Linked DNA regions of Homo sapiens: region 2 is linked to region 1. A link is a loop called in an ENCODE intact Hi-C map of the cell type or tissue named here. Cell type or tissue: HCT116. All regions are shown on one strand. Links, peaks and the distances in the headings refer to the core of each region. The heading gives the core; the rest is flanking DNA.

The links. Peaks named below come from ENCODE experiments on the same cell type or tissue, not always from the same donor. Only the 100,000 strongest peaks of a DNase experiment are listed, where the experiment ranks them.
Region 2: it touches region 1 in a loop (2.8-fold over the local background); 2 of 110 quality-filtered maps call a loop at or near these places.

The regions. Positions count from the first base shown.
Region 1 is chr6:80,734,835-80,751,484 of GRCh38, reverse strand. No RefSeq gene overlaps it. Among named protein-coding and RNA genes, the nearest start is that of BCKDHB, 640 kb to the right of the region's middle. In HCT116, for the core only: a CTCF peak has its summit at 8,799; a DNase peak (open chromatin) is centred at 8,774.
Region 2 is chr6:81,973,025-81,989,674 of GRCh38, reverse strand. All of the region lies in intron 3 of LINC02542 (long intergenic non-protein coding RNA 2542), which reads left to right. Among named protein-coding and RNA genes, the nearest start is that of LINC02542, 120 kb to the left of the region's middle. RefSeq lists a silencer at 776-976. In HCT116, for the core only: a CTCF peak has its summit at 9,301 (motif pointing right); a DNase peak (open chromatin) is centred at 7,564; H3K4me3 peaks cover 973 bases.

The DNA.
Region 1 (16,650 bases), core at 6,432-11,431:
TGTATCCCCCATTATATAGAATTTATTTTCATGTCTACAGATAAGAATTATTTATATTGCTTTCAGTTATCCATAAATCCCAACTGTAAAGTAGCTCAGAAGCCCCACAGAACCAAACAATCCCAGAAGATCCAGTATTGCATTGAAAAGACATCTATCTAGTAATCTCCTTCACTTATTCCAAAGTAAAATTATTCTTTACATGGATAGCCAAGAGAATATACTGTCTTAGAAGCCAAAAGAGAAAATAGTTTCAATACCGAGTGAGTGATCATCTGTGTTGGATACTACTAAGCACAGGGAAATGAAGACAGAAGTACCCTATGTATTTGATAATATGGAAATCACTGGTGTCCATGAAGTAATAATTTTTGACAGGAATGGGGGTGGAAACTGGACCACTAGAGAGTAAATGGGAAGTTGAGAAGTGAGGACTGGAAATTAAACAACTCTTGAGCTGCATTTTTGTTGTTGTTCTTTCTTTGTTTCATCCTATTAAGGAAAATATTGAAGTGTGGTAGAATCTGGACGCAGACTAGTGACGAAGGAAGTTTTTTGCTTTGATTATATTGAAACATCCTAGATTTTGTTTGAAACTTTGAATGTTGATAGGAATATCCAGGGAAGACGGAGATATCATTAAGGTAGAAAAAAAGGAGAATAAATACAGGGGTAGAATGTTTGCAAAAGCAAAATTAATACGATCCACTGTATAAGTGGAAGAGTGTATATGACAAGAATAAAGATAAGGATAAAATAAAATGGATAATATGTGGAACTTTCCTTTCCCAGGTGAAAGAATTCCCCTGACATGTTATCTGAGTTCTAATATTTGTTTTCAATATTCTAATCAATTTTCAAGTTTCCCAAGACCCAGTTCTCCCATTAACTAGAAATTCCATTCCTCCACCACCACCCTCTCTCCATGTATGAAGCCTAATTCTTTATCTACCTTTCCATTTCCAGCGCTAATATCATGGCCAAACACTTGCTCTAGAGCCATCCACCAATAATCTGGCCTGTTTCTGCTTAAATGAATATAAAAACTCTTTAACTCATTCTAAACTTTTGACTCAAGGTGATCCCACAAAATTTACTGTTTTCCTTTTTTTTTATTATTATTATATTTTAAGTTTTAGGGTACATGTGCACAATGTGCAGGTTACATATGTATACATGTGTGATGCTGGTGCGCTGCACCCACTAACTCATCATCTAGCATTTGGTATATCTCCCAATACTATCCCTCCCCCCACCCCAACCCCACAACAGTCCCCAGAGTGTGATGTTCCCCTTCCTGTGTCCATGTGGTCTCATTGTTCAATTGCCACCTACGAGTGAGAATATGCGGTGTTTGGTTTTTTGTTCTTGCAATAGTTTACTGAGAATGATGATTTCCAATTTCATCCATGTCCCTACAAAGGACATGAACTCATCATTTTTTATGGATGCATAGTATTCTATGGTGTATACGTGCCACATTTTCTTAATCCAGTCTATCATTGTTGGACATTTGGGTTGGTTCAAGTCTTTGCTATTGTGAATAGTGCTGCAATAAACATACGTGTGCATGTGTCTTTATAGCAGCATGATTTATAGTCCTTTGGGTATATACCCAGAAATGGGATGGCTGGGTCAAATGGTATTTCTAGTTCTAGCTCCCTGAGGAATCGCCACACTGACTTCCACAATGGTTGAACTAGTTTACAGTCCCACCAACAGTGTCAAAGTGTTCCTATTTCTCCACATCCTCTCCAGCACCTGTTGTTTCCTGACTTTTTAATGATTGCCATTCTAACTGGTGTGAGATGGTATCTCATTGTGGTTTTGATTTGCATTTCTCTGATGGCCAGTGATGATGAGCATTTTTTCTTGTGTTTTTTGGCTGCATAAATGTCTTCTTTTGAGAAGTGTCTGTTCATCTCCTTCACCCACTTTTGATGGGGTTGTTTGTTTTTTTCTTGTAAATTTGTTTGAGTTCATTGTAGATTCTGGATATTAGCCCTTTGTCAGATGAGTAGGTTGCGAAAATTTTCTCCCATTTTGTGGGTTGCCTGTTCACTCTGATGGTAGTTTCTTTTGCTGTGCAGAAGCTCTTTAGTTTAATTAGATCCCATTTGTCAATTTCGGCTTTTATTGCCATTGCTTTTGGTGTTTTAGACATGAAGTCCTTGCCCATGCCTATGTCCTGAATGGTACTTCCTAGGTTTTCTTCTAGGGTTTTTATGGTTTTAGGTCTAACGTTTAAGTCTTTAATCCATCTTGAATTGACTTTTGTATAAGGTGTAAGGAAGGGATCCAGTTTCATCTTTCTACATATGGCTAGCCAGTTTTCCCAGCACCATTTATTAAATAGGGAATCCTTCCCCCATTGCTTGTTTTTCTCAGGTTTATCAATGATCAGATAGTTGTAGACATACGGAGTTATTTCTGAGGGCTCTGTTCTGTTCCACTGATCTATATCTCTGTTTTGGTACCAGTACCATGCTGTTTTGGTTACTGTAGCCTTGTAGTATAGTTTGAAGTCAGGTAGTGTGATGCCTCCAGCTTTGTTCTTTTGGCTCAGGATTGACTTGGTGATGGGGGCTGTTTTTTAGTTCCATATGAACTTTAAAGTCGTTTTTTCCAATTCTGTGAAGAAAGTCATTGGTAGCTTGATGGGGATGGCATTGAATCTATAAATTACCTTGGGCAGTATGGCCATTTTCACGATATTGATTCTTCCTACCCATAAGCATGGAATGTTCTTCCATTTGTTTGTATCCTCTTTTATTTCATTGAGCAGTGGTTTGTAGTTCTCCTTGAAGAGGTCCTTCACATCCCTTGTAAGGTGGATTCGTAAGTATTTTATTCTCTTTGAAGCAATTGTGAATGGGAGTTCACTCATGATTTGGCTCTCTGTTTGTCTGTTATTGGTGTATAAGAATGCTTGTGATTTTTGTACATTGATTTTGTATCCTGAGACTTTGCTGAAGTTGCTTATCAGCTTAAGGAGATTTTGGGCTGAGACAATGGGGTTTCTAGATATACAATCATGTTGTCTGCAAACAGGGACAATTTGACTTCGTCTTTTCCTAATTGAATACCCTTTATTTCCTTCTCCTGCCTAATTGCCCTGGCCAGAACTTCCAACACTATGTTGAATAGGAGTGGTGAGAGAGGGCATCCCTGTCTTGTGCCAGTTTTCAAAGGGAATGCTTCCAATTTTTGCCCATTCAGTATGATATTGGCAGTGGGTTTGTCATAGATAGCTCTTATTATTTTGAGATACGTCCCATCAATACCTAATTTATTGAGAGTTTTTAGCACGAAGGGTTGTTGAATTTTGTCAAAGGCCTTTTCTGCATCTGTTGAGATAATCATGTGGTTTTTGTCTTTGGTTCTGTTTATATGCTGGATTACATTTATTGATTTGTGTATATTGAACCAGCCTTGCATCCCAGGGATGAAGCCCACTTGATCATGGTGGATAAGCTTTTTGATGTGCTGCTGGATTCAGTTTGCCAGTATTTTATTGAGGATTTTTGCATCAGTGTTCATCAAGGATATTGGTCTAAAATTCTCTTTTTTGGTTGTGCCTCTGCCCGGCTTTGGTATCAGGATGATGCTGGCCTCATAAAATGAGTTAGGGAGGATTCCCTCTTTTTCTATTGAGTTCAATAGTTTCAGAAGGAATGGTACCAGTTCCTTCTTGTACCTCTGGTAGAATTCAGCTGTGAATCCCTCTGGTCCTGGACTCTTTTTGGTTGGTAAGCTATTGATTATTGCCACAATTTCAGATCCTGTTATTGGTCTATTCAGAGATTCAACTTCTTCCTGGTTTAGTCTTGGGAGGTTGTATGTGTCGAGGAATTTATCCATTTCTTCTAGATTTTCTAGTTTATTTGCATAGAGGTGTTTGTAGTATTCTCTGATGGTAGTTTGTATTTCTGTGGGATCAGTGGTGATATCCCCTTTATCATTTTTTTTGCGTCTATTTGACTCTTCTCTCTTTTTTTCTTTATTGGTCTTGGTAGCGGTCTATCAATTTTGTTGATCCTTTCAAAAAACTAGCTCCTGGATTCATTAATTTTTTGAAGGTTTTTTTGTGTCTCTATTTCCTTCAGTTCTGCTCTGATTTTAGTTATTTCTTGCCTTCTGCTAGCTTTTGAGTGTGTTTGCTCTTGCTTTTCTAGTTCTTTTAATTGTGATGTTAGGGTGTCAATTTTGGATCTTTCCTGCTTTCTCTTGTGGGCATTTAGTGCTATAAATTTCCCTCTACACACTGCTTTGAATGTGTCCCAGAGATTCTGGTATGTTGTGTCTTTGTTCTTGTTGGTTTCAAAGAACATCTTTATTTCTGCCTTCATTTCGTTACGTACCCAGTAGTCCTTCAGGAGCAGGTTGTTCAGTTTCCATGTAGTTGAGTGGTTTTGAGTGAGTTTCTTAATTCTGAGTTCTAGTTTGATTGCACTGTGTTCTGAGAGATAGTTTGTTATAATTTCTGTTCTTTTATATTTGCTGAGGAGAGCTTTACTTCCAAGTATGTGGTCAATTTTGGAATAGGTGTGGTGTGGTGCTGAAAAAAATGTATATTCTGTTGATTTGGGGTGGAGAGTTCTGTAGATGTCTATTAGGTTTGCTTGGTGCAGAGCTGAGTTCAATTCCTGGGTATCCTTGTTAACTTTCTGTCTCGTTGATCTGTCTAATGTTGACAGTGGGGTGTTAAAGTCTCCCATTATTATTGTGTGGGAGTCTAAGTCCCTTTGTAGGTCACTCAGGACTTGCCTTATGAATCTGGGTGCTCCTGTATTGGGTGCATATATATTTAGGATAGTTAGCTCTTCTTGTTGAATTGATCCCTTTACCATTAAGTAATGGCCTTCTTTGTCTCTTTTGATCTTTGCTCGTTTAAAGTCTGTTTTATCAGAGACTGGGATTGCAGCTCCTGCCTTTTTTTGTTTTCCATTTGCTTGGTAGATCTTCCTCCATCCTTTATTTTGAGCCTATGTGTGTCTCTGCATGTGAGATGGGTTTCCTGAATACAGCACACTGATGGGTCCTGACTCTTTATCCAATTTGCCAGTCTGTGTCTTTTAATTGGAGCGTTTAGTCCATTTACATTTAATATTGTTAAGTGTGAATTTGATCCTGTCATTATGATGTTAGCTGGTTATTTCGCTTGTTAGTTGATGCAGTTTCTTCCTAGTCTCGATGGTCTTTACATTTTGGCATGATTTTGCAACGGCTGGTACTGGTTGTTCCTTTCCATGTTTAGTGCTTCCTTCAGGAGCTCTTTTAGGGCAGGCCTGGTGGTGACAAAATCTCTCAGCATTTGCTTGTCTGTAAACTGTTTTATTTCTCCTTCACTTATGAAGCTTAGTTTGGCTGGATATGAAATTCTGGGTTGAAAATTCTTTTCTTTAAGAATGTTGAATATTGGCCCCCACACTCTTCTGGCTTGTAGAGTTTCTGCTGAGAGATCCACTGTTAGTCTGATGGGCTTCCCTTTGTGGGTAACCCGACCTTTCTCTCTGGCTGCCCTTAACATTGTTTCCTTCATTTCAATTTTGGTGAATCTGACAAGTATGTGTCCTGGAGTTGCTCTTCTCGAGGAGTATCTTTGTGGCATTCTCTGTATTTCCTGAAACTGAATGTTGGCCTGCCTTGCTAGATTGGGGAAATTCTCCTGGATAATATCCTGCAGAGTGTTTTCCAACTTGGTTCCATTCTCCCCGTCACTTTCAGGTACACCAATCAGACATAGATTTGGTCTTTTCATATAGTCCCATATTTCTTGGAGGCTTTGTTCATTTCTTTTTATTCTTTTTTCTCTAAACTTCCCTTCTCGCTTCATTTCATTCACTTCATCTTCCATCACTGATACCCTTTCTTGCAGTTGATCGCATCGTCTCCTGAGGCTTCTGCATTCTTCACATAGTTCTCAAGGCACCCCCCAGTAGGGGCAGACTGACACTTCACATGGCCGGGTACTCCTCTGAGACAAAACTTCCAGAGGAACGATCAGACAGCAGCATCCGCGGTTCACGAAAAACCACTGTTCTGCAAACACCGCTGCTGATACCCAGGCAAACAAGGTCTGGAGTGGACCTCTAGCAAACTCCAACAGACCTGCAGCTGAGGGTCCTGTCTGTTAGAAGGAAAACTAACAAACAGAAAGGACGTCCACACCAAAAACCCATCTGTACATCACCATCAACAGACCAAAAGTAGATAAAACCACAAAGATGGGGAAAAAACAGAGCAGAAAAACTGGAAACTCTAAAAAGCAGAGCACCTCTCCTCCTCCAAAGGAACGCAGTTCCTCACCAGCAATGGAACAAAGCTGGACGGAGAATGACTTTGACGAGTTGAGAGAAGAAGGCTTCAGATGATCAAAGTACGAACTTCAGGAGGAAATTCTAATCAAAGGCAAAGAAGTTAAAAACTTTGAAAAAAATTTAGATGAATATATAACTAGAATAACCAATACAGAGAAGTGCTTAAAGGAGCTGATGGAGCTGAAAGTCAAGGCTCGAGAACTACTGTTTTTCTCTTGCAGCATATTGACCTTCAAATTTTCCTTAGTCCTAAAGTCTTCATGCCTCTGTGCCTACATGTTCACTGGCCTCTGCTTCTGTTTTTATGTTGATCCTTCTGTTGAATGTCCTTCTTTACGGGTCGCCATAAATTTTGTCATGGGATTTCTTTACCAAATGCTTATGACAAGTACCTTAAATGCAAAGATTTGAGAAGATCCTATAATCTAAACTATAGAGACTTAGTTACAGTATGCCAAATTGAAGAAATAAGCACCTTTCTTATTTAGATAATTTATATAAAAATAATTATGTCTCATGAAATTTTACCAACATGGTCTTAGAGAGCAAAAGTAGGTATATCTGATGTAATTGAGTCAAACTGGGTAAGTGAGAGAGAACCCTGGAAGGAATATCCAGATGTTTTCAAATTTCATATAATGAGTAGCAGATTTTTTTCCTCTTGTCTCTGAAGAGAGTGGTCCTGATGATCTTCAGAAGCAGCCAGTATAAATGATGTAGTAAAGTGTCTGTGTTGTATTAATTTTGTCAAATCATCAAAAATAGCCAAGTTTTTTTTTAATAAAACTGCATTCTCTTAAACCTATCAAAATTATGTACTTTTTCCTATGATTTCCATGGGCCTTGAAGTTTTCAAATTCATGTAGTCCTTAATAAAATTGTAAAAATATATTTATAACTTTTAAATATCAATTCTAGATAATAGGTTTTCACTAAATAATATAAACAACAGAAGGAGTATATTTTGTATATTTCTAAATCTTCACCTACACAAGTCAGTATGTTCTATACAAAAGGAAAATCCAGGCACAGTGACTCATGCCTGTAGTTCCAGCACTTTGGGAGCCTGAGATGGGAGGATTGCCTGAAGCCAGGAGTTCAAGGCCAGCTTAGAAAACATAGTAAGACCCCATCTCTACAAAAATTAACAACAACAACAACAACAACAAAAAACAGCCAGGCATGTTGGCACACACCTGTAATCCCACCTACTAGGGAGGCTGACATGGGAGGATCAATTGAGCCCACGTGTTGAAGGCCACAGTGAGCCACGATGATGCTACTGTACTCTAGCCTGGGCAACAGCAATACCCCTACTCAAATTAATTAATTAATTTAATAAATAATTTTTTAAAACCAAAGAGAACATTGGTTAATCTCATGACTCATTGTATGACAATCTTTTAAGAGAGCTACTATATGTATTCTGTCCTTCCAAAGAAATAATATTTACCTTTCTCTGTGGCAGCCACGATAGTATAACATTAGTATTAAGACTATTATAAAGTTAGTTTTTTGTTTTGTTTTGTTCTGTTCTGTTGTTTGTTTTATTTTGAAATGGAGTCTTGCTCTGTTTCCCAGGCTGGAGTGCAGTGGCACTATCTCTGCTCAGTGCAACCTCTACCTCCTGGGTTCAAGTGATTCTTGTGCCTCAGCCTCCCAAGTAACTGGGATTACAGGTGTGCACCATCACACTGAACTAATTTGGGGCATTTTTAGTAGAAATGGGGTTTCACCATATTGGCCAGGCTGGTCTTGGACTCCTGACCTTAATGATCCACCTGCCTCAGCCTCCCACAGTGCTGGGATTACAGAAAAGTAACTATTAATTTCATAACAAGTTTATATATAAAGAACATTTGACTTAAATCCTAAATAATTTTGAACTAGGCATCAGTCACAAGACCATGCTGACTTGGTGACTTACTTATGAGATCTAGAGTCATATAACATATCTGACCTTCATCCTTTTGCTGTGTAAAATAAAGATAATCCAATTTCCACTGGGATGAGGGGATTAAATAATATATCATTTATGACTAACCCAATAATTAGCATATACTAGATTGTCAGTAAATTTTGGTTTCTTCCCTTCCATTCAAAAAAGGAAAACAGATGCGAAGGTGATGCAATGAAATCCTCAGTAGCTCAGAATGATTATGTTCATGGGATGTTGAGCAAGCAAAAGGGTCCAAGTCAGGCTCCATTGTCTTCACTCACAATACCAACTAATTATTCAGTTGAAATATGAAAAGTCCGGTCAGCCAACATGTTTCGTTTCTAAATATTAACATGCTTGGTTATACACAATAACAACAGCTTCTTGTTTAGGACTTCACTCCACCCAAAACCCCAGTTAGAGTTCTAGAAATAGAAAGTATCTGGGGACCAGACATGGATACATTGGTGAAAACTCAGTAAATTCCACTCATTGGTGAAAACTCAGTAAAGGTGTTTATGGTGATGGGTCAGCGCCATCTATGTGTGAGAAAAATAACATGTTTCTTGGTGACTGATCTTTTTCAATAAAGAGACTGTTTTGGTGTTAAGAGGAAATGACGCCACAGTCTACTGGTTAGGTTCTGAGCCATTTAGCTCCTACAAAGGCCCTAGTTGACCTATTAACTTCAATTTTCTAAGCCAATAGTTTAGATTAGATATATAGTTAGACTAGGCATATAGAACAAATTTTTGAAAACACCTACACTATGCTGAAAAATGCTTTTAAAATAAAGAATAAAAAACTTTGGATTGGTTGGCATAGACAGATATTTATATCCCATCTAAAAGACTAGTAAATCATACTTATATAAAAAGAAAAATATAAATATTTTCCTACTATATTAGTAAATAAAAGAGTTTTAACGTTCGTAATCTTTATTACTGTAGTAAATCACAACATGAGATCTATCCTTTTCACAAATTTACAAATGTACAAAACATGATGTACAAATGTACAAAACATTATGGCTTACTACAGACATAATGTTTGTACATCAGATTATTAGAGCTTAATTATCTTACTTAACTGAAACTTTATGCCTTTAGATAAGTAACTCAACTCCCCATTTCCTTTGCCCCAAGCCCTTGGCAAGCACTATTGTGCTACTTTTTGATTCTGTGAATTTGACTATTTTAGATACCCCATGTAAGTGGAACAATGCAGTTTTTGTCTTTCTGTCCCTGGCTATTTTCACTTAGCTTAATGTCCTCAAGATTCGACCATGTTGAAATATATTGCTAGGTCTCTTTCCGTTTTAAGGCTGAATAGTATATCATTATGTGTCTATCACATTTTTAATCCATTAAACAGTCAATGAGCAGGTAGTTTTTCCATCTTGGCTATTATTAATAGTGCTGAAATGAAATAAACATGGGAGTGCCAATATGTTTTTGGGATCCTGATTTTAATTATTTTGAATAAACACTCTGAAGTGAGATTTCCAGACCACATCAAAGTTCTATGTTTAACTTTTGGTGAATCTCCATACTATTTTCTACACTGGCTGCTATATTTTGCATTCCCATAAGCAGAAGGCAAGGGTTCCAATTTTTCCATGTCCTTGCCAACACTCGTCTTTTGTTCTTTGGTAATAACCATCCTGGCAGGTGTGAGGTGATATTATTGTAATTTTTTTGCATTTCTGTAATAATTAGTGATGATGATAATTTTTGTACACCTCTTGGCCACTTATATGTCTTCTTTAGAGAAAAGTCTGCTATCTTTTAAGCATCCCAATTACAATAAGGAAGATCACCAATGATATTTCCTAACTTCAGGTGGAAAACCACCTTAAACTGTAATTTGTAAATTAAAGTGAAGCAAAAATACTGAGAAGTCTCCCCAATTATGGAAACAATTAATATTATTAGCATCCAAGAAATCTGTATTTTTAGTTCTGATCACATCAAATCCTCAGAGGTCAGAGGTGAATACTTACTCCTTTATAATTTGGATATTCTTTATTTCTTTCTCTTGCATAATTTCTCTGGCTAGGACTTCCAGTATTATTTGAATGAGAGTTGTGAGAGTGAGTATCCTTGTTTTGTTCCAGTTCTTAGAAGAAAAGCTTTGAGCTTTTCTCCATTCAATAAGATGTTACCTGTGGATTTGTCATACATGGCCTTTACGGTGTTGAAGTATTTTTATCCATACCTAATTTATTAAGTGTTTTATCATAAAGAGATATTGAAGCTTATCAAAACCTTATTCTCCATCTATTGAGATTATCATATGATTTTTGTCCTTCATTCTATAGATGTGATGTATGATGTTTATTAATTTGCATATGTTGAACATCTTGCAGATGTCATGATCTTATATATAATAAAACCTAAAAACTTTACCAAAAACCTCTTAGAACTGAGAAACAAATTCAGTAAAGTTGCAGGATACAAAATTGACATACAAAAATCAGTAGTGTTTCTATACATGAACAATGTACTAGCTGAAAAAGAAATCCAGAAGGTAATCCCATTTAGAATAGCTACCTCCAAAAAATAATATATCTAGCAATACATTTAACCAAGGAGGTGAAAGAACTCTACGTGGAAAACTACAAAACACTAATGAAAGAAACTGAACAGAATACAAAAAATAGGAGGACATTCTATACTCATGGATTGAAAGAATTAATATTATTAAAATGACAATACACTCAAATTCATCTAGAGAGTCAACACAATTCCTATCAAAATACCCATGACATCCTTCACAGATGCAGAAAACAATTCTAAAACATGAATGGAACCACGAAAGACCCCAAATAACCAAAGCAATCCTGAACAAAAATAACAAAGTTGGAGGTATCACACTACTAGACCTCAAAACATACTACAAATGTGTTGTAACCAAAACAACATGGTACTGGCATAAAAACAGACACATAGATGAATGGAACAGAATAGAGAATCCAAAAATTAATCAGCTTATCTACAGCCAACTAATGTTTGACAAAGGTGCCAAGAATACTCATTTACAAAAGGAAATCTCTTAAATAAATGGTACTGGGAGAACTGGATAGTCACATGCTGAAGAATTAAACTGGACTTCCACCTCTCAACCTATACAAAAATCAACTCAAAATGGATCAAAGGACTAAATGTGAAATCCAAAATGGTAAAATTACTAAAAGAAGACATAGAGGAAACACTTCAGGATATTAGTCTGGGAAAACATTTTATTAATAAGACCTCGAAAACACAGGCAACAAAAGCAAAAACAAAAACAACGGGATTATATCAAACTAAGAAGCTCTGCACAGCAAAGGAAATAATCAACAGAGTGAAAAGAAAACCTAAAAAGTGGAAGAAAATATTTGCAAACTACTCATCCTACAGAGGATTAATATCCATCCAGAACAGACAAGGAACTCAAACATCTCAACTGAAAAAAAAAAGGAATAAAAATAGGCAAATGATCTGAATAGACCTTTCTCAAAAAACAGACATAAAAATGGCCAACAGCTATATGAAAATCAAGTCATCAGAGAAGGGAAAATCAAAACCACACTGACATATCATCTTACTCCAGTTAGAATGGCTATTATCAAAGAAAAAAATAATTAATGCTGGCGAGGATGTGGAAGAAAGAGAGCCTTTAAAGGCTGTTGGTGGGAATACATAGTACAACCACTATGGAGAACAGTATGAAGGTTCCTCAAAAACTACAAATAGAATTAACATATGATCCAGCAATCTCACTACTGAGAATGATCAAAAGGAAATCATTATATCAAAGAGACATCTGTGCCCCAATGTTTATTGCAGCACTATTCACAATAACCAAGATATGGAATCAACCTAGGTGTCCAGCAACAGCTGAACGAATAAAGAAAATGTGGTATATATACGTAAGGGAATACAAATTATTCAGTAATACGAAATAATGAAATCCTATAATTCACAGCAACATGGCTAGAACTGGAGAATGTTATGTTAAGTGAAATAAACCAGTAGTAAAAAATTAAATACTGCATGTTTTCACTTATATGTGAAAGCTAAAAAAAATTGATCTTCTAGAAGTAAAAAGTACAACAGAAGATATTAAAGACTGAGAAGGGTATGGGGAAAGGAGAGATAGGCAGATATTTATTGAAGGATAAAAAATTACAGCTAGATAGTAAGAATAAGTTAGTGTTCTACAGCATTGTAGTCTGACTATAGTTAACAGTAATGTATTATTAGTTTTAAATAGCTCAAAAGAGGATATGGAATGTTCCCAACACAGAGAAATGATAAACGTTCAAGATAATGGATATGCTAATTATCCTAATTTAATTACTATATGTTTTATGTGTGAAAATATCACTGTGAACCATGTGAATATGTATGATTATTTTTTATCAACCAGAAAATAAAATTAAAAAAATATAAACCCTTTGTATACTGCCATCCACATCATAGGTGACTCAGGTCAAAAATTGGCTTTTGTTGAACATGATATATTTTTATTCTTGCTGTATCAGGGTCTTTGGTTTGACTAAATCTAAAAAATACAATATAGAACTGATATATTCCAACACTTAATATAGTATTGTAACAAAAAGAAAGCATTTTAAAATAAATTTAAGTCAAGAATCCACTTAGACATTTTTATTCCTGGATGGAATGATCCTTTTATCCTAAAGACTTTACATGAGTAACTTTCATAGAACAGACAATTGATAACCTCAGTACTGAAAAAAAAAAAAAAGGAAGGAAGGAAAGGGAAGGGAAGGAAGGGAGGGAGGGACAGAGAGAGGGAGGGAATGCAACAAAAAAGGAGCGAATTTTGGTTTTAGAACCATAATTTGACTTCTTTTATATATTATGGAATTTTTTCTTTGTCCATATGTTAGAGATGATACTAATATACAGTCATGCACAACAATGTTTTGGTCAATGACAGACATATACAATGGTGAGCCCATTAGATAATGGAGCTACCCTATACAGGCATACCCATATTTATCTTTTATACCATTTTTTTACTATACCTTTTAAATGTTTGGATATTTTTAGACACACAAATACCATTATGTTATAATTGCCTACAGTATTCCGTACAGAAACATGCTGTACAGGTTTGTAGCCTAGGAGCAATAAGCTATACCACACAGCCTAGGTGTTTAGCAGGCTATACTATCTAGCTCTGTGTAGGTACATTCTATGATGTTTGCACAATGAGGAAGTCGCTTAACTAGGCATTTCTCAGCAAGCATACCTGTCATTAAGCAAGACATAACTGTATTATAAAAATTATAAATGTATAACTCAGAAAATATTATAAAGTAGCCTATGAATGTTTCAATAAGACAGTTTGAGATATAATTTTAAAATGAGGTGTAAAGTAGACAGCATTACTAAATCTCACAAAAAATACTTAATTTGAATCCTAATTAAGGCTTTACACCTTATTTCTGGGCTACAGCAAAAACACGGCAGAGAGGAAAAAAACTAAATGACACTCCCGCACTTTTCAATTACACTTTCCCAATTTTAGCACTGAAATTCCAGGTCCTGGAAGCCCCAGTGCCAGGCAAACTAGAATGGTTGACCACACTAGATAAGGGTTCAGGCCAACCTATCAGATTGTCTCATTTTAATAGCACTTTGAAATTTTCTCCATCATCCACATACTAGGTTTTGAATCTCAAATCAAGAATCTTGCAGATTTCAGTTTCTGATGACCACACCAAATGAAAATTTAATGTCTTCATTCTGATTTGTGGGAGGGTCATTGCAGAGGAAGCTTATGTACTACATAAGACCTCAAAGTATTAGTCTGTCAGAAATCACTATCAATACTTCATATATTAAGCTAAGAAGATATTTTCATAATCTTCCAAACTATTAAGCCTCATAAATAATGAATCTGGTATGCATTATGAAAGAAGGCATAGACAAAAACTATGATTATGGCACTAGTCATAGTAGCTTTTTTAGAATGAATCAATATATATTAGTGCAGGCATATAATAAATTGTTGCATATATTTCACAGCAAGATTCTAAACCAAAGATAACAATATCTTAGAGTCTAGGAATTTCATTATTATTTTTACTGATTTAGCAAAAACAGAAAATAAGGAAATGGCACCATCAGTCCATAAAGTTCCACAGTTATATCCAGGATACACAAGCCAACGAACTGAACTTATCAAGAGGAGCAGAATGAGAGTAGATAAACATAAATGATCTTTCAGCTGTTGCTGAGTGCACAAAGTAGCAAGTTCAGAAAAATTAACTGAGAAAGGCGGTAGCAGTTAGATCTCGCACATGTAGCAAGTCAACTCAAAGTCAGGTAGTAAGACAAGCCTTAGTTTCAGAGGTGTTGATTATATCATGAAACTAGTACAATGTTGTAAAGGTAAATTCTGCCTTAAATTCAGGCAGCAACATGGAGGCTAAAACGCAGGGAAGAGAAGTAAGAGGATAGTGGGCTGACACCTTATTAACATGTGCTTGCTCTTTTCAAAGATAAAATGAGATTAAATGGTGTAATGGAAAATGTGCCACATAGCCAATATCATTCTAAAGATCTACCACTATAATCATATTATATATTCACACAAATGTTTACTGTGCTTTCAGTAATTAAATACTATCTATTTTAATTTACACTCAGCTTACTTTCTATTTGAAACCTGAGAATTGTTGGAAAAACATGGTCTCATATTTTTATTGCAATGTACTTTTCAAAAGCTCCAACTGTTTGTGATGCCTTTGCCAAGTTTTTATTATGAAATAGATTGACTGGGGGTAAATACATCAGAATAAATGTCAAGGTGTAATTTGAGAAATAATATTATTTGCTAATAATCAAGGCTTGCCATTCTAGACAGCAAATACTAATCCACATATGAGCCAAAAGATATAAACAGAGTTCAGAGAAGAAATTACAGGGAAACACAATGTGTATTTTGGATTTAATATGGATGGCATTTACATCTTATTGGTTCACAACGATTAAAAAAACCCTGAACTTCCTTTTCCGTAAGTTTTTACTTCATTGGCAAACCTTCTTTAATAAAAAGTAGAGCTTTATTTTATTTACTCTTCTTGATAATTCTCCAACTGTTCAATACAAACTGAGAAATGCTCCTCACCTCCATCTGTGCTTGAAATTTTTATTAATAGCGTATGTGTCACGATGTTCATATTGAGGAAGAAAATCATAAATATTGAGAAATTACTAAGTAAACAAGCCATCAACACTACCTCAATAACTTTTATTTAAACCAATAGACATAATGGCACAAAAACACATTCATTAGATTAATTATCCTCATTACTAGCACTTTTATTGTTCTTTGCTGGATACTCAACAATAAACAGGTTAAATTGCTAAGTGATAGCACCTTTTTTCTATTTTCCTTTTTAAGTTTTATGCACAAACAAGAGAATTCAATTTATTTCACAAGGAGTAAAATTTCATTTGGGTGTAAAATTTTTATAGATATATGTTTATTAAAGTAAAAGACAAATTCTTGACATAAAAAGAAAAGATGTTATAGCCTTTGTGATCCCCAGCTTTCCATAGTCAAATTTCCCAGGACCGCCGTGGTCAGCATTCGCTTCTCCATTCTCCTACCACGACTAGATCCTTGCTACTGTTACCAAGATTATTGCAGAAAATTCCACATGGTCTTAATGCCCTGAATATTTTTCTAAATCAAATTTGTCTTGAACACTATGGAAAATTGTATCTGTCTAAAAAAATTGATTATGTCACTACCCTACTCAAAAATTTTTGATTTAATTTCAAAAATTACTAGAGAATTAAGGACCCACTACTCTAATTACTAGAGAACTAAGGACCCTTCTGTCTGCTAGTCAAAGTCTTCCGCAGGAAACCCAGCCCTATGCCCCAGTCTCATGCCCTCTACAAAAGCCTTTCTCTTGCCAAACTGCTCTGCTCATTATTTTCTAATATGCCCCAGACATTTACATCTTTGCTTAGCCATTTGATATTTGTTCTATCTGATGGTTAAAATTTTCTGAATCTTTCAAATTTCCTACAAAAAATGACTTGACCCTACTACCTCAGAAGCTCATAGAGAGGAAACTACATCTCAATGATAATTTCTTTTCCAATGACACCTAATACAGTCAAGGCACACAGAAGGTGCCCAAGAAAATATCTGATTATTTGGTTTGTTTATGTTTTTCCTATCTGAGGGAGGTGCTACAACATAATAATTGTACACCACATACCTCATTGCACCCCTGATAAAATGTGAATATGCTTCAAATTATATTTATATCCTTTGAATTATATGTACTCAATGTGGACTAAAATACCATAATTTTCATCCTGATAGCAAAACATATTCTTACTTCTATTTTAG
Region 2 (16,650 bases), core at 6,602-11,601, 1.2 Mb before region 1:
TGAGTTGGGGGATAGGTAATGGTGTGTTTTGGTGTCCTTTTTTTGCCTACTTCCTGGTTGGCAGGTTCATTCTGTTTAATGAAGTAAAACATGGGTGTACAAACGCTTGTTTCTGAAATGAGCTCCATTGTCTTTGTACTTAGTAAAAATTTCTCATATACGAAAGCAATAGGTTAACTATCAATCTTAGATTTTATCTTATATATGTTTTCTACTTTATATGTTTTAATGTATGTTAGGTGATGAAATTAAAGTTATAGGATTTTAGAGTAAATTTCACAGATTGACTGTTCTTAAATTTGAGAAGATAAAGGAGTTTGCTTTTTTTTTTTTTGTCAGGCAGGAAGTTATACTTAACAATCTCTTTTAGGATTAGTTGCTTAAACTGGGTTGGGAATACTTACACATATTGGTCAGATGCTAAATAAATCTATAACAAAATATCTTTTCTTGGGGATATTTTTATTTTTATAAAATTGATCACATATTACAGTCGTAGATTTTTCTGTCTCAACTCTGAGGTTTTTTGGAATCTACAAAATATGAAGTACTCATTCTATACTGTGAAGCAATCAAAATGCTAGCGATCTCCTTAATACTTTTGTTTACTCGAATTACCCAACATTTTTTTTTAGTGCTTAAGATCACCAGATTATCATAATTCTCCTAGTAGTCTTTGGAATACTTGAAATAATGAGGGGATTTCTACTGTTATATATTTATTTATACATAAGCCATATAGTTTTATAATCCAGCAAATAACAACTGAGTATGTGGAAAGTTTTCTGTTTGGACTTTCTTGGTGCTTGGCATGTTTGTTACACTGACACTCAGGTGAGATATCCCAAAGATTGTCTAGTTTTCAATGGATATGTATGTTTTTATCATTTCTTTAAAAAAGTCTTACCATGGGCAACAATTTGCCAAAATATTTTTACTGATTGTTGTCACTTGTTATTGAGCCTTCTTTTCAGAGCTATCTTTTTGAAACAGATATGAACTTTATGAGTCATTGAGTGATTTAAGTTAAAATGAATTTGATAGCTTTGGGGGAGTTTGCTCAAGGGAAAAAAGGAGACTGTGTTTTTGTCTACACGTATTGTCAAATCAAGACATAGGAGAGCCAACTTTATTCTCCCAGAAGAGATATGGTCAAGATTGGTTTCAGCCTATTTTCTATCTTATATATATATTTAAAAGAATTTGTTTTTCCCACAGATGATTTTGAATAAAAAGTTGTCAATTATTTTCATCATTATTAATCTCAAGTCATAGTAGTAGAAATTGTCATTCCACCCTAGTCGGCTTAGGCCTATAATATTGCTTGCTCTAATAAGTATGTGGCAACACATTTCCAGCAGTGTCAATGAAGTTCATATTAAGTTTTAGGAAATCATTTCACATTTTAGTATTTCCAGGTGAAGATATTGCGGTGAACTGAGTTTACACATTTAATAATATTAACCCCTTAAAAATGTATGTGAAATTACATTTCAATTTATCACAGAGATTGCATTTAATATGGTGAAGTTATGAAGATGAATTAGCTTAAGAAACTGTGCTCCATTTTTTATCCACTTTGCAGAGAAAGACCTGGAAAGAATATGTGCAGAATAATCTAATAAATTTAGATTTAAACTTGGATGAACAGTCCAAGATAAAGTATATTACCTACCAGCATTGTGCTATTGCCTAATGAATATTTGGAGGATATAATGTTCGGTTATTTATTACACTGATTTCACACACAAAAGTGTATCTTGTCAATCAATATATAGAAATTAAGACTCATCATACTACTGTCTTCTGGAAACTGGAAAAGTACCAAAGAAATATGATCTTCTTATATCAATTCAAGAGTTTGAAGACTCCCTTTGTGATGTTGGCTGAACTTTGATGTGTATTAAATTATTATTTTTTCTGTTAGCTTGGATTTTAAAGGGGCCTGACCGTTTGGAAATGGCAAAATTGTTTTCATGAATACTTCAGAGATTTAAATATTTTCATTTACTTTCTGTATTAGTTCATTTTCACGCTGCTGATAAAGACATACCTGAGACTGGGCAATTTACAAAAGAAAGACATTTAATGGACTTTCAGAAGCTGGGGAGGTTTCACAATCATGGTGGAAGGTGAAAGGCATGTCTCACATGGCGACAGACAAGATAAGAGATCTTGTGCAGGAAAACTCCCCCTTATACATCATTGAATCCTGTGAGACTCATTCACCACCACAAGAACAGCACAGGAAAGACCTGCCCCATGATTCAACTACCCTCCATCGGGTCCCTCCCACAACACATGGGAATTCAAGATGAGATTTGGGTGGAGGCACAGCCAAATCACATCACTCTCCATATTGCTGTATTCTGAGAAACAATATTTAGTCGCTGAAAGATTTGATTAAAACACAATTTGGGTCAAATAATATCCATTTATTTTCGTGGGGGATTTGGATTATAAAGTTCCACAGTTGTTGGGTTATTGATTGTGTCACTATTCCTGACACTTGCTAAGCTCAGTTGGGATGGGTTGAGATAAAGCATAATAGTACCGTTATTTTATTAAGGGAGTTAAGGGGCTTTAGATTTCATATTTATTAAGGGAACTAAGTAGAATCTAAGGAATAGGAGGATTTAGAAAGAAGTTAGCTGAGGCATTGATTATGATCTATCCTTGGGGAGAGTGGTGTTTGATGAAAGTCTCTTTACTGGGTATATCCCCAGAAGAATATAAGCCATTCTATTATAAAGATATATGCACATGTATGTTCATTGCAGCGTTATTCACAATAGCGAGGGTATGGAATCAACCTAAATGCCCATCAATGATAGACTGGGTAAAGAAAATGTGGTGCATATATACCATGGAATACTATGCAGCCATAAAAAGGAACAAGATCATGCCCTTTGCAAGGACATGGATAGACTTAGAAGCCATGCTCCTCAGTAAACTGACACAGGAACAGAAAACCAAACACTGCATGTTCTCACTTATAAGTGGGAGCTGAATGATGAGAACACATTAACATATGGAAGTGGGGAAAATACACACTGGGGCCCATCAGAGGTAGGGTTGCGGGAGGGAGAGCATCAGGAAGAACAGCTGATAGATGCTGGGCTTAACACGTAGGTGATGGGATGATCTGTTCAGCAAACCACTATAGCACACTTTTACCTATGTAACAAACTTGCACATCCTGCACGTGTATCCCAGACTTAAAATAAAAGTTGAAGAAAAAAAAAGTCTCTGTGAAGTATGACCAACCAGAAATGTAAAGACCAGCCAGAAAGAATCTTGACTGAAAAAAATATATGGAAGAACATGTTGTCCTTAAAATGTTGTCACATTGAAGTTCACAAATGGAGACAAATTTCCACTCCAGGGTGTGAGCAAAGTAAAAATGAACAGAATATTATAGTGATCAGAAACTTCAGGGAGCAATCATAATATCATTCACATCAGCTTCCTGACTCAGATCCTACGTATTGGTCAGTTTTGTAAGGTTTTAAAGAATTTTATTCATTTATTTAAGGATTTTTAAAAATGTAATATTAGTCTTAGAAGGATGTAAAAGAGATTCAGAATACACCTCTCTGTAATATCCTATATAGAAAGATAGGACCTAGAAGAATAGGATTTGCATTTTTAGGAGACCTCATAAAGTCTTTGAATTATAGCTAAGTGTTGGTTTTCACAGTCAATGTTGGACTCTTCCAGATGGAGATTGGGATAATCTCACCGATTTCTAGCACCTTTCATTCTATGGACCATGCTGAGCTTCTAGCCCATTCGAAGCAACATCTTTTTATTTACAAAAGAATAAAGAGGAGAAAAGTGAGGAGTTCAGGCAGTAAGAGATTTCTTCAGAAGTGCTGTCAAGTTGAAAGCTAGACAATTTTTTCTTCAAATATTTTGAAAGCTTAGTACTTTTTTTAGGTTTATTCAAAAAGCTGAGTATTGTGAGAAGGACTCTCATAATAAACCTAAAAATACTATATTTAATGCCTCATCCAAAATCTCATAGATTCAGAACTGCTGTTTGTTTTCCTCTTCTACGATCAGACTTTTGGAGCCATAGCTGCATGGGTCATCCTGAGCCATGGCTTCCCACCCATTTCCTTCAGGTGAAATAAGAAATCTTGGTGACGTACTGCACATGCACCCTAAAACTTAAAGTATATTAAAAAAAAAGAAATCTTAGTGAAGTAAAAAAAGATTGAACTCACTCAGAAACAAATGAAACTTGATACATGGGCCAAAAAGAATCTAAATGCCAAGGAGATTATGTAGCAGATGTCCTAAGGCAATTTGAGAAATTAATGCTGAATCCCTTGAAAGGCACAAAGGGTAGAATTTCTCAAAAAGTAGAATATTAGCATCTAGAATACAAGCTAGATAACTTATAGGATGGAGGACATAGATAGAACCTTTGAGTTTTTCTTCCCCTTTTCCCAAAATGTGTCTGAACATTGAACCAGAGTCAGAGGCTTTCTCATGTTGTAACTGTAGGAAGCCAGACTACATGAACAGGTCCTGCTGCTATCACCTGGTCTCTTGCAAATTTCTATTTCCTTGCTCCTCAAATAATTCTGAGAATTAGCCCTTCTCAGTTTAATAATGTTCAACTCAGGGCCCTGAATATTATAGATTTATATGCTGAGATTTTTGATCTACTAAATTTATTTCAACTGAAGATCAAATGCTTTTGGCTGGTGTTACAATTGAGTTTTTTTTTTTTCTGGGAATAAAAAGTTAATGTCACCTCTCAATTCAGCTTCATTCTTCAACTCACCTCTCTTGGCTAATGAACACAGCCCAGGCATTTCAGCCACCAAATTTCACCTTGCTGAGTTTAGCAGATATGCAAATGCAAAATGCAAAATATCAATAGCACAGCTGGTGCTTGGGTTTGCGATTGTAGTGAAAAGAGAAGAAATGGGAACCATACAACATCTAATGTCAGAAGTGGGGTCCAATAACTTTTCTAGTTTTTCTCTTTTGATATAGCATTTATGTACAATGAAATGCACAAATCTTAAGTAGACATTCATTAGTTTTGATCAATGTATATATTTGTGTAACCCAAACTTTTTTTTTTTACCACCACTCCAAAATGTCCTGGAATGCCCCTTCCCAAATAATCCCCTACCCACCCCTCAGAGGTAACTACTTTTCTGATTTTTTTCACCTTAGAATAGTTTGCCTGTTATAGAACTTCATATAATTGGAATAATTCAGTATGTACTCTTTTGTGTAAGGCTTCTGTATTAGTTTTCTAGGGCTGCCATAACAAAATGCCATAGATTGAGTGATTTAAACAACAGAAATTTATTTTCTGATTTTTCTGAAGGCTGGAAGTTTGAGATCAAAGTGTCAGCAGGTTTGGTGTCTTCTGAGGCCTCTCTTCTTGGTTTGCAGATGGCAGCCTTCTCACTGTGACCTCAGAGATGGTCACCCCTCTGTTTATATTTTGTCCATGTCCTAATCTCTTCTTCTAATGTCACCAGCATATTGGATTAGGGCCTATCCATGAGACCTTATTTTTCCTAATAACCTCTAAAGGCCCCGCCACCAAACATGGACATATTCTGAAGTGCTGGGGGTTAGGACTTCAACATATGAACTTTTGGCAACACAATTTAGCACATAACAGCTATTTCAATTATCAAACTGTTTTTGAGATTTATCTGTGTTGATTTTATGAGTAGTTTTTTCTTTTTATTGCTGAGTAGTTTATTGTATGAATGTGTCACAGTTTACTTGTTATTTTAACAGACACCTGGGCTATTTCCAGTTTTTGGTTATTGTGAATGAAGTGACTTAAACATTATGCTTCAAATCTTTTTGCCAATGTATATTTTCATTTATTTTTGCTTAATACGTAAAAGTGGAATTACTGGCTATATGAGCAGATGTTCATTTAACTTCATTAAAAACTTCTCCCAAATTTTCCAGTGTGGTGGAAAATTTCTCACTATCGGTTTATGAGAATTGCAGTTTCTCCAAATCCTTAGCAACATTTAGCTCTATAGGTATTTTAAAATTTTATTCATTTTGGTGGATGTATACTAGTATCTCAATGTGGGTTTAATTTGCATTTTCCCCCAGTGACTAATGATGTATTAGGTTGGTGCAAAAGTAATTGAGGTTTTTGCCATTAAAAGTACTTTTGCATCAAACTAATAGAAACAAAATTACTTTTTTGTTTCTATTATTTGTTCCATTACCAACAAAATTACTTTTGCACCAATCTAATAGAATACTTTTGCATGTACTCATTGGCCATTTGTGTGTCAGACTTTTAATTCACATTAAGTAGAGGGCAGCTGGGGGCACAGGCAACATTCATGTGAAGCAAATGTTCTCAGCATGTTTATCACCTAAGTCCTCTAAAGATCCAGTTCTCATATTTCACCTGATGTTTGTGACCTCTCTGAGCATTTCATGTGTGACTTGAAGAAATTCAGGCATAAATTATCTAAGAGCATGACATTGACCTTAAAAAAAGAAAGAACGGAGTGTGTGTATGACACCACATTTTCATATTTATTGGTGTTCCTTCAAATTACAAATATGCGAGAAGAAAGAAAGTACTGTAATTAAAATTGGCCTAGATAATAACTGGACAGGCAGTTGGAAAACTGTGATGTTTGGATCTCTATCTCACCCCACTCACAATATAAATTCCAGATGGGTAAATAATCTATTTTAATTATTTTTAATCAAATACACATTCATTTTTATGAACTCAAATATTTCTTAAAAGTTTGTAATGGAAATATTAGTCTTTTACTCCACCTCTTTTCTAGCCTCCAAGTCCTGTTATCCACAGGCATTTCAACTATGCTTGTTTTTTTTTTCTACATAATATGGCTATATAGCTGTTTTGGCTTATCAATTTTAGACATTATCTGTTGACTTCCCTCCATAGTAAATGAAGACTTATCCTTCTGAAACACCTCTCACTCCTCTTAGCCCTATCTCCCCCCTCAACATAATAATAGAATTTTGGTTAGATCACATCCGTGTTTAAATATTATAACATGAAAATATTGTTTACTGCTTTCCCAAAAGGCATTCTATAAGAACATAACATTTCATTTTTAATCTCTCATTAAGTGATTTTCTTTTGCTCAATTACATCCTTAAATTTCAATTAAGCTTTCTGAAAGTATCTGAAAGTATGATTTGCTAGAACAAGGAATATAATGGATAAACGCCAAAGAATAAAATAAGACAAGGATGAGTGGAGAATCAAGCCATACTGGTACATGGGCTCAGCAGACAAACAGACTTGAGATGGAATTTCAGCGTTGCCACTTGCTAGCCATGTGACCTTAGGAAAATTATTGAACTTTCTAACTTGTCTCAGTTTCTTAATCTGAAACATGAGAATGATAGAAAATATAATTTATGGAATACCTACCATGAACCAGGCATAACATATATGTGCAAAGAGAGAGAGAGAGAGAGAGGAGGTGCACCAGGCCGAAGGTGTACTGATTTTATTTGTAAGCTATACAGCATCACTATAATGGCATTTCATTCATTAGAGGTGAGTCACTAAGGCTGGATCATGTTCAGGGGGAAGGAAACTAGATTTCACTTCTTGAGGGGGAATGGCATGCTTCTGGAACAGCATATGGAACTAAAAATATTGTTGTGGCCATTTTTGGAGACTGTTCTGTTTCTGTTTCTGTGTGTTTCATAGTGGAAGGGAAGAGGTGAGGGCAGAGATTGATGAAAGAGAAGTCTAAAGAGGTAAGCAGTCATCAGGTTATGTATAGTCACTTAGATCATTCTAACAGAGTTAGACTGTATCAAGAAGGCAGTGTAACATTTGGAAGGGGAATGACATAATTAAATGAAATGTTTATCAAAATTATGTGGATTGTGGCATGAAAGAGGCAAAAGTGAAAGCAAGAATTTCAACTGGAGGCTGTTGTAGTAATCCAGTCAAGAGGTGATGCTGCCATAAACTGTTGAATTTGGAGAAGGGTGGAAGACAGTTTTGAGATATTTTGGAGGTAGAATACTTAGTACTTAGAGAGTGACTGGGGCCAGAGTGATAGAAAGCTTTCTGTCTTAGGCAACCATAACAAAGTATGTTGGGGAGGGTGATATGACACCATTTACTAAGATGAGGGACACAGGAGGAGGAGCAGGTATGAGAGAGGGTGAAGAATAAAACATAATTTAGTTTTGTTTATGTGAAGTGGGGGCAACTGTGCTATGTCCTATTGAGATACCTTGTTTGTTATTAGCAAAAGCTGTGGAGCCCAGCAACAAAATAAAGTTTGTTAGTCATCAGTCTATAAGCTTTAATTTAAGGAATAGAAGTGGTTGAGGTCACTCAGCATTTGTGAAAAGTGAAAAGGGAGTTCTAGAAAAGACCCCTGTGAAACATTACAACTTAAGAAAAATGATAGCTACCTAAACCAAAAACCAAACATCTTCCCAAAACTATACAGATAAGGAGAGCAAGTAAAACTCTATGGACCCATGCCCACCACATAACTAGGAGATAAAAGATACCAAAAATTTCATTTACATGAAAGAGGGGAAATAAACTAACCAGCAAAGACAACTCTGGAGCACACATCAAAATGGAAATCAAGTGGAGACTTCATGGTAAAAGGAAGGCGGGGTGTTTAGCGGTGATAAAACAATGAATTAAAAAAATCATCTCGTATGTCAGAATGCTGGCTGCAGGAATTCAAAAGGAAGTGGCTCAAAATGCAGGGGATCTAAGATGGAAATCTTGGAAGAGTCCCATCTGTGGGGAATTGAAAGGACTTGGTGGTGAAGGAAATAAGAGAAAAAAATCATTGGAAAATAGGATCCAAATAAACAAAAGAAGATTACTTAATAAAAAGTCAAACTGACCAGGCGTGGTGGCTCATACCTGTAATCCCAGCAGTTTGGGAGGCTGAGGCAGGCGGATCACCTGAGGTTGGGAGTTTGAGACCAGCTTGGCCAATATGGAGAAACCCCATCTATACTAAAAATACAAAAATTAGCCAGGCGTGGTGGCACATGCCTGTAATCCCAGCTACTCAGGAGGCTGAGACAGGAGAATCGCTTGAACCCAGGAGGTGGAGGTTGCAGTGAGCCAAGATTGTGCCATTGCACTCCAACCTAGGCAACAAGAGCAAAACTCCATCTCAAAAAAATAAATAAATAAAATAAAATAAAATAAAGTCAAACCAATTCTTCTCTTAAAAAATGGTGCCATTTAATAAAATTACATTTTATTATATCAACAGAAGAGGGTGCTCTTGAACTAAAAAACTAGTAAGCCACCAAATGTCTCACATTTGTCAACACAGAATTATTCCTTATTGTTAATCCAGAAAATACAAGATATTTACTGTAAACAACAACCATAAAGGTTACTATATAAAGAAGATGGAAAATAAGAATCAAAATGTTCCTACTGATGAAAATTCTAAGAAAAATCCGTGAAGAGTAATAAAACTGAATTAAATAATATTATTTTCATATGTTAAGAAGCCCATCCCAATAGAAACTCAAATATTCAGAAGAAAGGGGCGAAAGGATATGAGAATTAAGCTAAATCCAGAAAGAAATAGGAAAAAAAAGGATAAAATCATTTTAGGAATGAAAACTAAGCTACAGGGTAACCAAGAGAGAAAGGAATCAATGACAAATATCACAAGGGAAATTGAGGAAGAGAATTAAAATAGCCAAGAGAGTGAAAATAACAAGAAAAAGAAACAATCAGCAAGTGATAGTTATAGAAGATAGGCAAAGAAGATCTCACATACATACAATTGGAGTCTTTAAATCAGAAAAAAACAAAGCAGTGGAATAACAGAAATGTTATTTAAAATTATTGTTTTATTATAAATTTAAAAACCTGAATCCACCTATGTGGGACTAAAAGTGACTTAGAATGATCAACTCAGAAATATGTGCTAATGAACTTTTAGACTTTAATGATTAAAAAATAATCTCAGGTGTTCCAGACAAAAAGACAATATAATTTACAAGAGAAAGAAATAAAGTTTAAATCAGAGTTCTTGACAGCAAGATACAAAGCAAAACAACTTTGAAACAAGAGTTTTTAAAAGCAAGAACAGGAAGTGTGAGTGAAAGCTTTTATATCTAGACAAGTTAGTGTTAAACCACCAATGCTATATAAAAACAGTTTTGAAGATAAAGTGTGAGAACTGAAGGAGTGGTATATTCACAAATAGAACAAGAAGTTAAGCTTTATCCAACCAACAGAAGACTAGAAAAACTCTGGCAAATGAACTGATAGTATACATGGAATATATTTCAGTGTAGTCCTAACATTAAAACAAATAGTGGAGAAAGAGTGTATAAGCATTATACAATCTGACAAAGTAGAAATAAGACAACTCCCCAGAAACACAGAGAAAAGTGAGGAGAAGGTGGAAAGAATAAACTTATTGCTTTATAGGTAATATGTGCAGTCCAAGTATATCAATTAGAGTTGACAAACCAAATAGTAGAAGCCTCAGAAAGGCAAAAGTGGACTGAAGACATTACAAACAATATTAGAAAGAGGTAACCACTGGAAGAAGATCAAAACCTTCCTAAATACCAAGAGAAAGAAACAGTAAATATTACTGATATGCCAGTAAATATAACATAAAATTGACTTGAGCCAAGATATATTGTCAGTAGAAAGAGCAAAGTATAAGAAGTGTATATGGTATGGTAGCATTGTGAAGAAATATAAGTGAAAAAGAGTATGTAGTTTTTGCAAAAAAAGAAATTCAAGAAGAATGTCCCAGAATTGAATAAAAATGATTATATATTAGGGTTGGGTGCAAGTGGGACAGGATTGATAGGTTGAGAGTATAACTTTTTTGAGCTTACCTTTATATATATTTGTATCATGTAAAAGTTTGTAAATATGAAAAAATGAAATTTTAAAAATGAAGAAAAACTAATACAAGTAGAAATAAATGAATCTTTTTGTCAAAGTGATAATACAACTATATATATGAGAATAATGGATTCAAGTAACTTGGATCACAGTACTCTGATTGTACACTTTAAATTAAATATATTCTAAAGACAAAAAGAGTTGCAAAGAAATGTTAATCTTCACATGGTAGGTTTGTTTTTGGTGATGAGACTGTAATAATATAAAACAATGTTTTGGTCAGACATTGTGCATATGGGACAGTCATCTCATAAGATTATAATGGAGCTGAAAAATGTCTATTGCCTGGTGATGTCATAGCTATTGTAACGTCATAGTACAATGCATTACTCATGTTTGTGGTGATGCTGGTGTAAACAAATCTACTGTGCTCTCATTCATATGAAAGTATAGCACGTAGGATTATGTACAATACGTAATACTTGGTAATCATAATAAACAATTATGTTATTTGTTTATGTATTCACCACACTTTCATTTTTTATCATCATTTTAGAGGATGCTCCTTCTACTTATAAGAAAAAAGTTAACAGTAAAACAGCTTCAAACAAGTCCAATAGGAGGTATTCCAGAAGAAAGCATTATTATCATAGATAACAACCCCATGCATGTTATTACTTCTGAAGACTTTCTAGCCAAACAAGATGTAGAGGTGGAAGACAGTGATATTGATGATCCTGATACTGTGAAGGCTTAGGCTAATGTGTGTGTTTTTGTCTTAGGTTTTAACAAAAAGGTTTAAAAAGCAAAATAAAAAAGTTAATAAAGTTATAGAATAGGGATATAAAAAGGAAATATTTTTGTACAGCTGTATAATGTGTTTTAAGCTAAGTGTTATTACAAATGGACCAAAAAGTTGAAAAAATTTAAAAGTTTACCAAGTAAAAATATTACAGTAAGCTAAAGTTAATTTATTATTGAAGAAAGAAATATTTTAAAATAAATTTAATGTAGCTGAAGTGTGCAGGGTTTGTAAAGTCTAGAGTAGTTCATAGTAATGTCCTGGCCTTCACATTCACTTACTACTGACTCACTGACTCAGCCAGAGAAAATTCCAGTCCAGCAATTTCCATTCATAGTAAGTGTCCTATACAGGAATACCATTTAAAAATTGTTTAGACTGTATTTTTACTGTACCTTTTCTGTGTTTAGATGCGTTTAGTTACACAAATACTTAGCAGTGTGTTACAGTTGCCTACAGTATTCAGTAGCATGTGCAGTAACATGCTGCACACGTTTGTACTGTAGGAGCAATAGGCTATGCCAGATAGCATAGGTGTGTAGTAGGCTATACAATCTAGGTTTGTGTAAGTACACTCTATGATGTTCACACAGTGATGAAATCATTTAACAATTAATTTCTCAAAATGTATCACTGTCCTTAAGTGATACATGACTGTACTGTAAGATAATGCCCATGATTAAGTCTATTGCTATTGTTGTAGGAAACTAGAGTTCTTCAGACAAATATAAAATTAGGAAAGGTGAAGAAGAATCCTGCAGTGTTAAATTGGAGGAGAATGTGGGATGAATGAATTTTTAAAAAATTAATTGTAGAAGGCTTAGTATGTTGTGTGTTGGTGGGTAGAAACTAGTTGATCACATTTCTTGATTAAAATATAAGAGAAAGGGGATAGTGTACAGAGCAGGTTCCTGAGGGTATGAGAAGAATGGGAATCTGCATCTGAGTGAAGGTTAGCCTTAAATGGGAGAATAAATAACTCTTTGTATTAGGCCATTCTTGCATTGCTATAAAGACATACCTGAGACTGGGTAATTTATAAGAAAAAAGATTAAGTGGCTCATGGTTCTGCAGGTTGTACAGGAAGCATAACACCAGCATAAGACATACCTGAGACTGGGTAATTTATAAGAAAAAAGATTTAAGTGGGTCATGGTTCTGCAGGTTGTACAGGAAGCGTAACACCAGCATAAGCTTCCTGGCCTCAGGAAGCTTACAATCATGGTGGAAGGCATATGCTTCGCGAAGTTCTCGGGAGCAGGCACATAATATGGTGAAAACTGGAGCAAGACTGAGAGAGCTGGGGGGAGGTGCCTCATATGTTTAAATAACCTGATCTGGACAGCACCACACCATGAGGGATCTGCCCCCATGATACAAATACCTCCTACCAGGCCCCATCTCCTGCACTGGGAATTACAATTAAACATGAGATTTGGGCAGGAACAAACATCCAAAGTATATCACTCCTCTGTTGAGGCAGGAGGAAAAATGGAAAGAACAGAGACAACACAAATAAATGTATGGGTTTGTGTAGGAAGCTCAAAGATTTCTTGAATGATGGCTTCTGTTTTCTCTGGGAAGTAGAGGAAGTAATCAGCTAAGAATGACAGTGATGATATGGGGGGATACGAGGTTTTAGGAGAGCACAGAAGGTTTGAAATACATTATGGAAAATGGGAGAGGGACTTGATTGGAGTATCATGAAAGGATTGCCAGATGCTGTGGATCTCATTGGAATTAAAGGTTATTAATTTGTCTTGGCACCAACAGACGTGTTGTTTTTTCTTTCGTTTTTTTCTTCTAAAAAATAATGGGATACACATGCAGAATGCACAGGTTTGTTACATAGGTATACATGTGCCATGGTGGTTTACTGCACCTATAGACCCATCCTGTAAGTTCCCTCCCCTCACCTCCCAACCCTCAACAGGCCCTGGTGTGTGATGTTCCCTTCCCTGTGTCCATGTATTCTCATTGTTCAACTCCCACTTATGAGTGAGAACATGCGGTGTTTAGTTTTCTGTTCTTGTGTTAGTTTGCTGAGGATGATGGATTCCAGCTTCACCCATGTCCCTGCAAAGGACATGATCTCATTCCTTTTTATGGTTGTATAGTATTCCATGGTGTATATGTACCACATTTTCTTTATCTAGTCTATCATTGATGGGTATTTGGGTTGGTTCCATGTCTTTGCTATTGTAAATAGTGCTGCAGTAAATATACCTGTACATGTGTCTTTATAGCAGAATGATTTATATTCCTTTGGGTATATACCCAGTAATGGGATTTCTGGGTCAAATGGTATTTCTGGTTCTAGATCCTTGAAGAATCACCATACTGTCTTCCACAATGGTTGAACTAATTTACATTCCCACCAGGAGTATAAAAATATTCCTATTTCTCCATGGCCTCCCCAGCATGTATTTTTCCTGACTTTAAAAATAATCACCATTCTGACTGGCATGAGATGGTATCTCATTGTGGTTTTGATTTACATTTCTCTGATGATCAGTGATGTTGAGCTTTTTCTCATATGTATGCTGGCCACGTAAATGTCTTCTTTTTAGAAGTGTCTGTTCATATCTGTTGCCCACTTTTCGATGGGGTTGTTTGTTTGCTTTTTCTTGTAAATATGTTTAAGTTCTTTGTAAATTCTGGAAATTAGACCTTTGTCAGATGGACAGATTGCAAAAATTTTCTCCCATTCAGTAGGTTGCCTGCTAGCTCTGATGATAGTTTCTTTTTCTGTGCAGATGCTCTTTAGTTTAGTTGTGTCCCATTTGTCAATTTTGGCTTTTGTTGCAATTGCATTTGGCATTTAGTCATGAAGTCTTTGCCCATGCCTATGTCCTGGATGATATTGCCTAGGCTTTCTTCTAGGGTTTTTATGGTTTTGGGTTTTACATTTAAGCCTTTAATTCATCTTGAGTTAACTTTTGTGTAAGGTGTAAGGAAGGGGTCCAGTTTCAGTTTTCTGCATATGGCTAGCCAGTTTTCCTAGCACCATTTACTGAATAGGAGATCCTTTCCCCATTGCTTGTTTTTGTCAGGTTTGTTGAAGATCAGTTGGTTGTAGATGTGTGGTGTTATTTCTGAGGTCTCTGTTCTGCTCCATTGGTCTATATGTCTGTTTTGGTACCGGTACCAGTACCATGCTGTTTTGGTTACTGTAGCCTTGTAGTATAGTTTGAAGTCAGGTAGCATGATGCCTCCAACTTTGTTCTTTTTGCTTAGGATTGTCTTGGCTATAAGTGGTCTTCTTTGATTCCATATGAAATTTAAAATAGTTTTTTCTAATTCTGTTAAGAATGTCTATGGTAGTTTAATGGGAATAGCATTGGATCTATAAATTACTTTGGGCAGTACGGCCATTTTCACGATATTGATTCTTCGTATCCATGAGGATGGAATGCTTTTCCATTTGTTTGTGTCCTCTCTTATTTCCTTGAGCAGTGGTTTGTAGTTCTCCATGAAGAGGTCCTTCACATCCCTTGTTAGTGGTGTTCCTAGGTATTTTATTCTCTTTGTAACAATTGTGAATGGGAGTTCATTCATGATTTGGTGCTCTGCTTGCCTGTTGTTATTGTAAATAAATGCTTGTGATTTTTGCACATTGATTTTGTATACTGGGACTTTGCTGAAGTTACTTATCATTTCAAGAAATTTTTTTTGGCTGAGATGGTGGGGTTTTCAAAATATAAAATCACGTTATCTGCAAACAGACAACTTGACTTCCTCTCTTCCTATTTGAATACCATTTATTTATTTCTCTTGCCTGATTGCCCTGGCCAGAATTTCCAATACTATGTTGAATAGGAGTGGTGAGAGAGGAAATACTTGTCTTGTACTGATTTTCAAAGGGAATGCTTCCAGCTTTTGCCCATTCGGTATGATATTGGCTGTGGGTTTGTCATAAATAGCTCTTATTATTTTGAGAGACGTTCCATCAATACCTAGTTTATTGAGTTTTTAACATGAAGAGATGTTAAATTTTATCAAAGGCCTTTTCTGCATCTGTTGAGATAATCATGTGGTTTTTGTAATTGGTTCCATGTGATGAATTATGTTTATTGATTTGCATATGTTGAGCCAGCCTTGCATCCCAGGGTTGAAGCCAACTTGATCGTGGTAGATGAGTTTTTTTGATGTTCTGCTGGATTTTGTTTGCCAGTATTTTATTGAGGATTTTCTCACCGATGTTCATCAGGGATATTGGCCTGAAGTGTTTTTGTTGTTGTTGTGTCTCTTCCTGCTTTTGGTATCAGGATGATGCTGGCCATAAAATGAGTTAGGGAGGTTTCCCTCTTTTTCTACTGATTGGAATAGTTTCAGAAGGAATGGTACCAGCTCCTCCTTGTACCTCTGGTAGAATTCAGCTGTGAATCCATCTGGTCCTGGGCTTTTTTTGTTGGTAGGCTATTAATTATTGTCTCAGTTTCAGAGCTTGTTATTGGTCTATTCAGGGATTCAACTTCTTCCTGGTTTAGTCTTGGTAGGGTGTATGCATCCAGGAATTTATCCATTTCTTTTAGATTTTCTAGTTTATTTGCATAGATGTGTTTATAGTATTTTCTGATGGTAGTTTGTATTTCTATGGGCTCAGTGGTGATATCCCCTTTATTATTTTTTAATGTCTATTTGATTCTTCTCTCTCTTCATTAGTCTAGCTAGCAGTCTATCTATTTTGTTATTTTTTTCAAAAAGTAAGCTCCTGGATTCATTGATTTTTTTGGAGGGTTTTTCATATCTCTATCTCCTTCGATTCTTCTCTGATCTTATTTGTTTCTTGTCTTCTGCTGGCTTTTGGATTAGTTTGCTCTTGCCTCTCTAGCTCTTTTAATTGTGATGTTGGGGTGTCAATTTGAGATCTTTTTAGCTTCTTCATGTGGGCATTTAGTGCTATAAATTTCCCTCTTAACACTGCTTTAGCTGTGTCCCAGTGATTCTGATACATTGTCTCTTT